Linked DNA regions of Homo sapiens: region 2 is linked to region 1. A link is an interaction called in ENCODE POLR2A ChIA-PET data of the cell type or tissue named here. Cell type or tissue: GM12878. All regions are shown on one strand. Links, peaks and the distances in the headings refer to the core of each region. The heading gives the core; the rest is flanking DNA.

The links. ChIA-PET counts read pairs that join two places held together with the same protein. Peaks named below come from ENCODE experiments on the same cell type or tissue, not always from the same donor. Only the 100,000 strongest peaks of a DNase experiment are listed, where the experiment ranks them.
Region 2: POLR2A ChIA-PET joins it to region 1 with 7 read pairs; 5 of 35 experiments call an interaction of 5 or more read pairs at or near these places.

What each region holds. Positions count from the first base shown.
Region 1 is chr10:50,411,536-50,414,348 of GRCh38, reverse strand. All of the region lies in intron 6 of SGMS1 (sphingomyelin synthase 1), which reads left to right. Among named protein-coding and RNA genes, the nearest start is that of ASAH2, 160 kb to the right of the region's middle. In GM12878, for the core only: no CTCF peak of the experiment used is centred there; no DNase peak of the experiment used is centred there; H3K4me3 peaks cover 2,062 bases; H3K27ac peaks cover 280 bases.
Region 2 is chr10:50,346,193-50,349,005 of GRCh38, reverse strand. All of the region lies in intron 6 of SGMS1 (sphingomyelin synthase 1), which reads left to right. Among named protein-coding and RNA genes, the nearest start is that of ASAH2, 96 kb to the right of the region's middle. In GM12878, for the core only: no CTCF peak of the experiment used is centred there; a DNase peak (open chromatin) is centred at 1,385; H3K27ac peaks cover 1,955 bases.

The DNA of each region.
Region 1 (2,813 bases), core at 29-2,528:
TCATGATCTCGACTCACTGCAACCTCAAGCAGTCTTCCCACCTCAGCCTGCTGAGTAGCTGAGACTACAGGTGTGCCACCATGCCTGGCTAATTTTTTAATATTTTGCAGAGACAAGGTCTCACTGTGTTGCCTAGGTTGGTCTCGAACTCAAACTTGTGGACTCAAGCAATGCTTCTACCTCAGCCTCTCAAAGTGCTGGGATGACAGGTGTGAACCACTGTGCCTGGCTGTAATTAGGTTTTGGAGAGTGTCTAGTAACTGTTATTTGAACAGTGGTCCAAAAACAATAGGCGTCTTCACCTTAGTGTAAAAGCTGAGAGACTTTCAATCAGATGAGGTCCACAGAAAAAAAATTAAAAAATTAAAAACTTTTAAGCTGAGAAATGATACTTTATATTTATTTACTATTACCAATGTGGTAAAAGAGAGATGGTCACATTTTGAAGTCTGTACATTTTGTCCAGTTTAATAAGTGCTTTCTGTTAAGGAGCTATAGTTTGGTGTATGAGAAATCTTCACTAAACTAGGTTTTAGGAGACCTCTTTCTTATCTCCAGTCCAAATCAGATCAGTACAGTCTTCAACCAGTTGTTATGATCTTGGGTGATTAGCTTAACTCAATGGTTCTCTGCAGGGTGCAATTTTAAACCCCCAGGGAAAATTTGGTATATTTGGACACGTTTTTGATTGTCACAGCTGGGGTTGGGGAGGTGTGCTAGTGGCACTTAGTGGATACTGCCATGGATACTGCTAAACATCCTACAGTGCACAGGACAGAGGCCCCACAGCAAAGAGTTATCCTGTCCAAAATGTCAGTAGTGTTATGGTCGAGAAATCCTGGCTTACAAGTTCAATGTATGTATTTCTGTTTCTGACATTTGAATGCCAATCTTTGCTTTAACGAAATCACCAAGTAGCTTTAACAGTATGTTTATAAAAGGCCTTTGAGAGTTAATGTATGCTGAAATCTGCAAGTGTATACAGTGTACACATTTTATCATCAGCAGCACGGTGAAATATTTGCTTTGTTTCCTGGAGGAATATATTATCGTGGTTTGAGAGTCAGATACACCTTTGCTGGAATCTCAGCCCTGCCAGTTTAACTTGCTGTGTGATTTGGGGCAAGTTTCTTTATCTGTGAAAACCAAATCTCTATTTCATAGGGCTTAGAGGAATAAACAAGATATACATGTAAATTATGTAGCACAGTCCTTAGGCACAGTCACAAGAGATAACTTTTTTTTTCAAATTTACATTTTCCAGGTTAATAGAATTGACTGATGCTTTTTAAAATGTAAGATTTGGAAGGAGGATATATAAGGAAGTTAGATTTTTTAATAGTTAAAATATTAAAAATAAAAGGGCTCCTGTTTTCCAAAGGTGATAAATCTTAGGAGAAGTAAATGTCTTTACAGATATCACTTTGGCCTTGTAGGGAATGAAGAATATGCACTAAAGTGAGAAGCACTTATTAGAGGGAGGCATAAGTTGCATGGAAAACAAGAGTCATCTATTTCTTATCAGTCTGGAATTAGCCAATAATATAACTTCTGCATTTGTGAATTGTTCCACTATAAAAACATGTAATGTTTGTTCTTAAGCAGTGTAATTCTATTTTTTAATCTTACTCTTGATATTATGTCTCTTAAATATGTTTTTCCATGCCTTAAGGTGTAAGCAGCACACCTAGCAAATGTATGTGCAAATGTGTCAATTTTGTCATCTTAGTGATTTCTTATACCCTCTCAGCCTTGCCTGAAAAGATAAAGCTTTCATGTGATCACCCTTTCTGTCACTTCCACTTGTGTATCAAGCAAGCTATAGCAGTGTGTAGCTTATCCGTAAGAGCCATTGGCATTGTATGTATTTGACTTAATGGTGTGAATTTTTGTAGGTGATAGGGGTTGGATGGGAAGATTTCAGAGTATTCACAATCCGTCTGTTGTCTACCTTATAAAGGCAGACTGTTTTGCATTTCTGTTAATTTTCCAGGGAGATGGCAATAAGAGGTCCAGCAATGAAAAGTTCCATGGCTTAGGAAGAGGCGCTTTTTCAGTTTGGAGAATTGAAGTTAGGAATTTTTTTGAAAAGTGGTCTTGATTTTCTTTCTCAGTGTCCCTATTGCATTGAATTGTGTAAACCTCACATAAACATGTGACTTGAATCCTCTAGTGGAGTGAGTGTTAGTACCCTCTGCCCCCAGCAGCTTGCCTCTCTATGGGTATCTGGAAGGAAATCTGTCCCCTCACATCATTGGGACAATTCACAGCCAGCTCATCCCTCTCAGGTGGTGGCTGCCCAAGGGGAGCACAGCAGTTCCAGCATAAGGGGCATGTGAAATGTGACTGGCGCACAGATGAAAACATACTTCTCAGAAATTACTAACATAGACTAAGCCCTGCTAGTGCTTAGAGGCCTTCATTAAGCTAACTTTCAAGTTTAATTAACTTTCCTTATCATACAGAAGTAGACGGTGGTGTTCCAGACTCTGATGGCCTCAAGCCGCCCCTGAGTTGCTGGGTAAGCAGTATTGGCAAAGAAACCTGGTGATCCTAACAGAGAATCCTGAACTGGTGATACAAAATTGCATAGTTCTATGGGGTCAGAAGCGGAGAGTTTGATACTCAAACCAAACTGAAAGTCAAGCTGATAATAAATAAACTAAAAGAAAGACTAGGCAGTTTAAAATTTCAGGTGGAACCAGTGACCACAATTCTTGAGACCCCATAAAACAATTTATCCACTTTAGGTGCATTCTGTCACTTTGATTTCTCAGATATGGATGAGACTAGAAATTACCACGCACTGCAGG
Region 2 (2,813 bases), core at 9-2,508, 65 kb after region 1:
TTTGATTTTTTCCTATTTTAAAGTTGATTGTCTATATACCTGTTTTAGTACCAGTACCATGCTGTTTTGGTTACTGTAGCCTTGTAGTATAGTTTGAAGTCAGGTAGCGTGATGCTTCCAACTTTGTTCTTTTTGCTTAGGATTGTCTTGGCTTTACAGGCTCTTCTTTGGTTCCATATGAAATTTGAAGTAGGTTTCTCTAGTTCTGTGAAGAAAGTCAGTGGTAGCTTGATGGGAATAGCATTGAAGCTATAAATTACTTTGGGCAGTATGGCCATTTTCATGATATTGATTCTTCCTATCCATAAGCATGGGATGTTTTCCCATTTGTTTGTGTCATCTCTTATTTCCTTGAGTAGTGGTTTGTAGTTCTCCTTGAAGAGGTCCTTCACATCCCTTGTCAGTTGGATTCCTAGGTATTTTATTTTCTTTGTAGCAATTGTGAATGGGAGTTCACTCATGATTTGGCTTTCTGCTTGTCTATTATCAGTGTATAGGAATGCTAGTAATTTTTGCACATTGATTTTGTATCCTGAGACTTTGCTGAAGTTGCTTATCAGCCTAAGGACTTTTTGGGCTGAGATGATAGGGTTTTCTAAATATACAATCATGTCATCTACAAACAGAGACAATTTGACTTACTCTCTTCCTATTTGAATGCGCTTTATTTCTTTCTCTTGCCTTATTGCCCTTTTCCTATAGGACTCCAATACTATGTTGAATAGGAGTGGTGAGAGAGGGCATCCTTGTCTTATGCCAGTTTTCAAAGGGAATGCTTCCAGCATTTGTCCTTTCAGTATGATATTGGCTATGGGTTTGTCATAAATAGCAGGGACATGGGTGAAGCTGGAACCCATCATCCTCAGCAAAGTAACACATGAACAGAAAACCAAAAACCACATGTTCTCACTCATAAATGGGAGCTGGACACAGGGAGGAGAACATTACACACTGGGGCCTGTCATAGGGTAGGGGGAAAGGGGAGGGAAAGCGTTAGGACAAATACCTAATGCATGAGGGGCTTAAAACCTAGATGATGGATTGATAGGTGCAGCAAACCACCATGGCACATGTATACCTAAGTAACAAACCTGCGTGTCAGCACATGTATCCCAGAACTTAAAGTAAAATAACAAATAAATAAATATTTCTTAAAAAGTTGATTATCTCTTGAGAGGAGATTATGTGACTCTTCCTCTCATCAGAGAGGACTGAAATAACACTTTGGCCTCTGTCTGGTCCCTGTGGTTCTCAGGGAGTTTCCTATCTTGGCTGGCTTCCTGTGCTGGGCAAGGGGGAAATGAAGAACCTAGGTGAAAAGCCTGTGTTCATCTCCCTTGGGCCTCAACACTCCACTGAGAATATTTCTTTAGAGTTCTCATACCCATTTCAAGATGTTGAGGGTTCCTTTGGCTGTTTTCCTAACTCTGCTGAGAGTGTTTGAAGGGAGGCCTTGGGTCTGAGGCCAAGGAGTTCCCCTTTTCTTCCTGACCTTCTGCCAGAACTCCCATTTGGCATGTGTGTCTTCTTGACACTCTCTGGGCAGTACTGGTGGCAATTGAAATTCTTTACGGTGGTTTTTAAGCAGTCAGAGATGTACTTTGGTTTTACATTTCTCTAGAGAATGCCCATCTTATTCTCCTTGCGCGTCCAAATTGTTTTACAGCCATTTTCATTGTCAATGGTATTTTCAGCAGGTTTGTTTTCCATTAAGCCATCTACACATTACTAGGTCAAAGGAATATTTTTGAAGATATTGAGCAGACATTGATTATCTTCTGAGCCCTGGGCATGTAGATCTATGGGTGCTTAACATTGTAGCTACTTCACATTCACTCGTAGGCTCTTTGGGGAGTCTAGACAGACACTTAGTCACAGGAAGGTGTGACAGGGAAAGTGCACGGTACTATGGATGCTCAGAAGAGGGAACACCCAGTTTGTTTGCAAAGTCTGAAATATCTTTAAAAGCTATTATTGCCACTTGATTGGTTGTTATATGGACTGAAAAACTGAGAGTGGACTCTCAGAGTAAGATTGGGACTCCCAGAGTAAGATGGGATTCTTTCTAAAGTAAGATTTGGGCCAGCCCGAGCAACATAGTGAGACCCCCCACCCCAATCTCTACAGATATTTTAAAAATTAGCCAGATACAGTGGCATGCACCTGTGGTCCCAGCTTCTGGGAGGCTGAGTTGGGAGAATCACTTGCACCCAGGAGATAGAGATTGCAGTGAGCCATGATTGCACCACAGCACTCCAGCCTGGGCAATAGAGTAAGACCCTGTCTCACCCTGACAAGCAAAAGATTTTGGGATTCAGTAGAGATGAGTCCTATAGGAAAAGGGGCAAGGAGTAGGACAGCCTTGATGAAGTCGGCTTGAGAAATCCTGGTAAATAGTTTCTTTATTGGAGGATTTCCTGGAGGTTTTAACATCCTAATGCATACTGCTATCCCCAGGAGAGATTATAGTATGTATTCCTAGGCTTATTTGGCTATATATTTTTTAAAAGCTTGGAAGATTTTATCAGATTATTATTTCACAAAAACATACTCAGGGAAATAGCATTTCAAGCCCTTAAATCTCCAGATCTTTGCAACAGTCATCATTTGAGAAAAAAAATTAGCCCCCTGGTAGGTAGAGTTTTTTTTATAGTGAGATGTAGTGGACAGTGGCTACTGGATATAATAGATAATTTGAGAAAGAAAAACAAAAGGATATGGGTACCCAAAGACCCATCTGAAAATCACTGCTTTTAGAGCTAGGTTATGTTTCATGAACTTTCACATATGATTTCTTAGTTAAATATCGACAA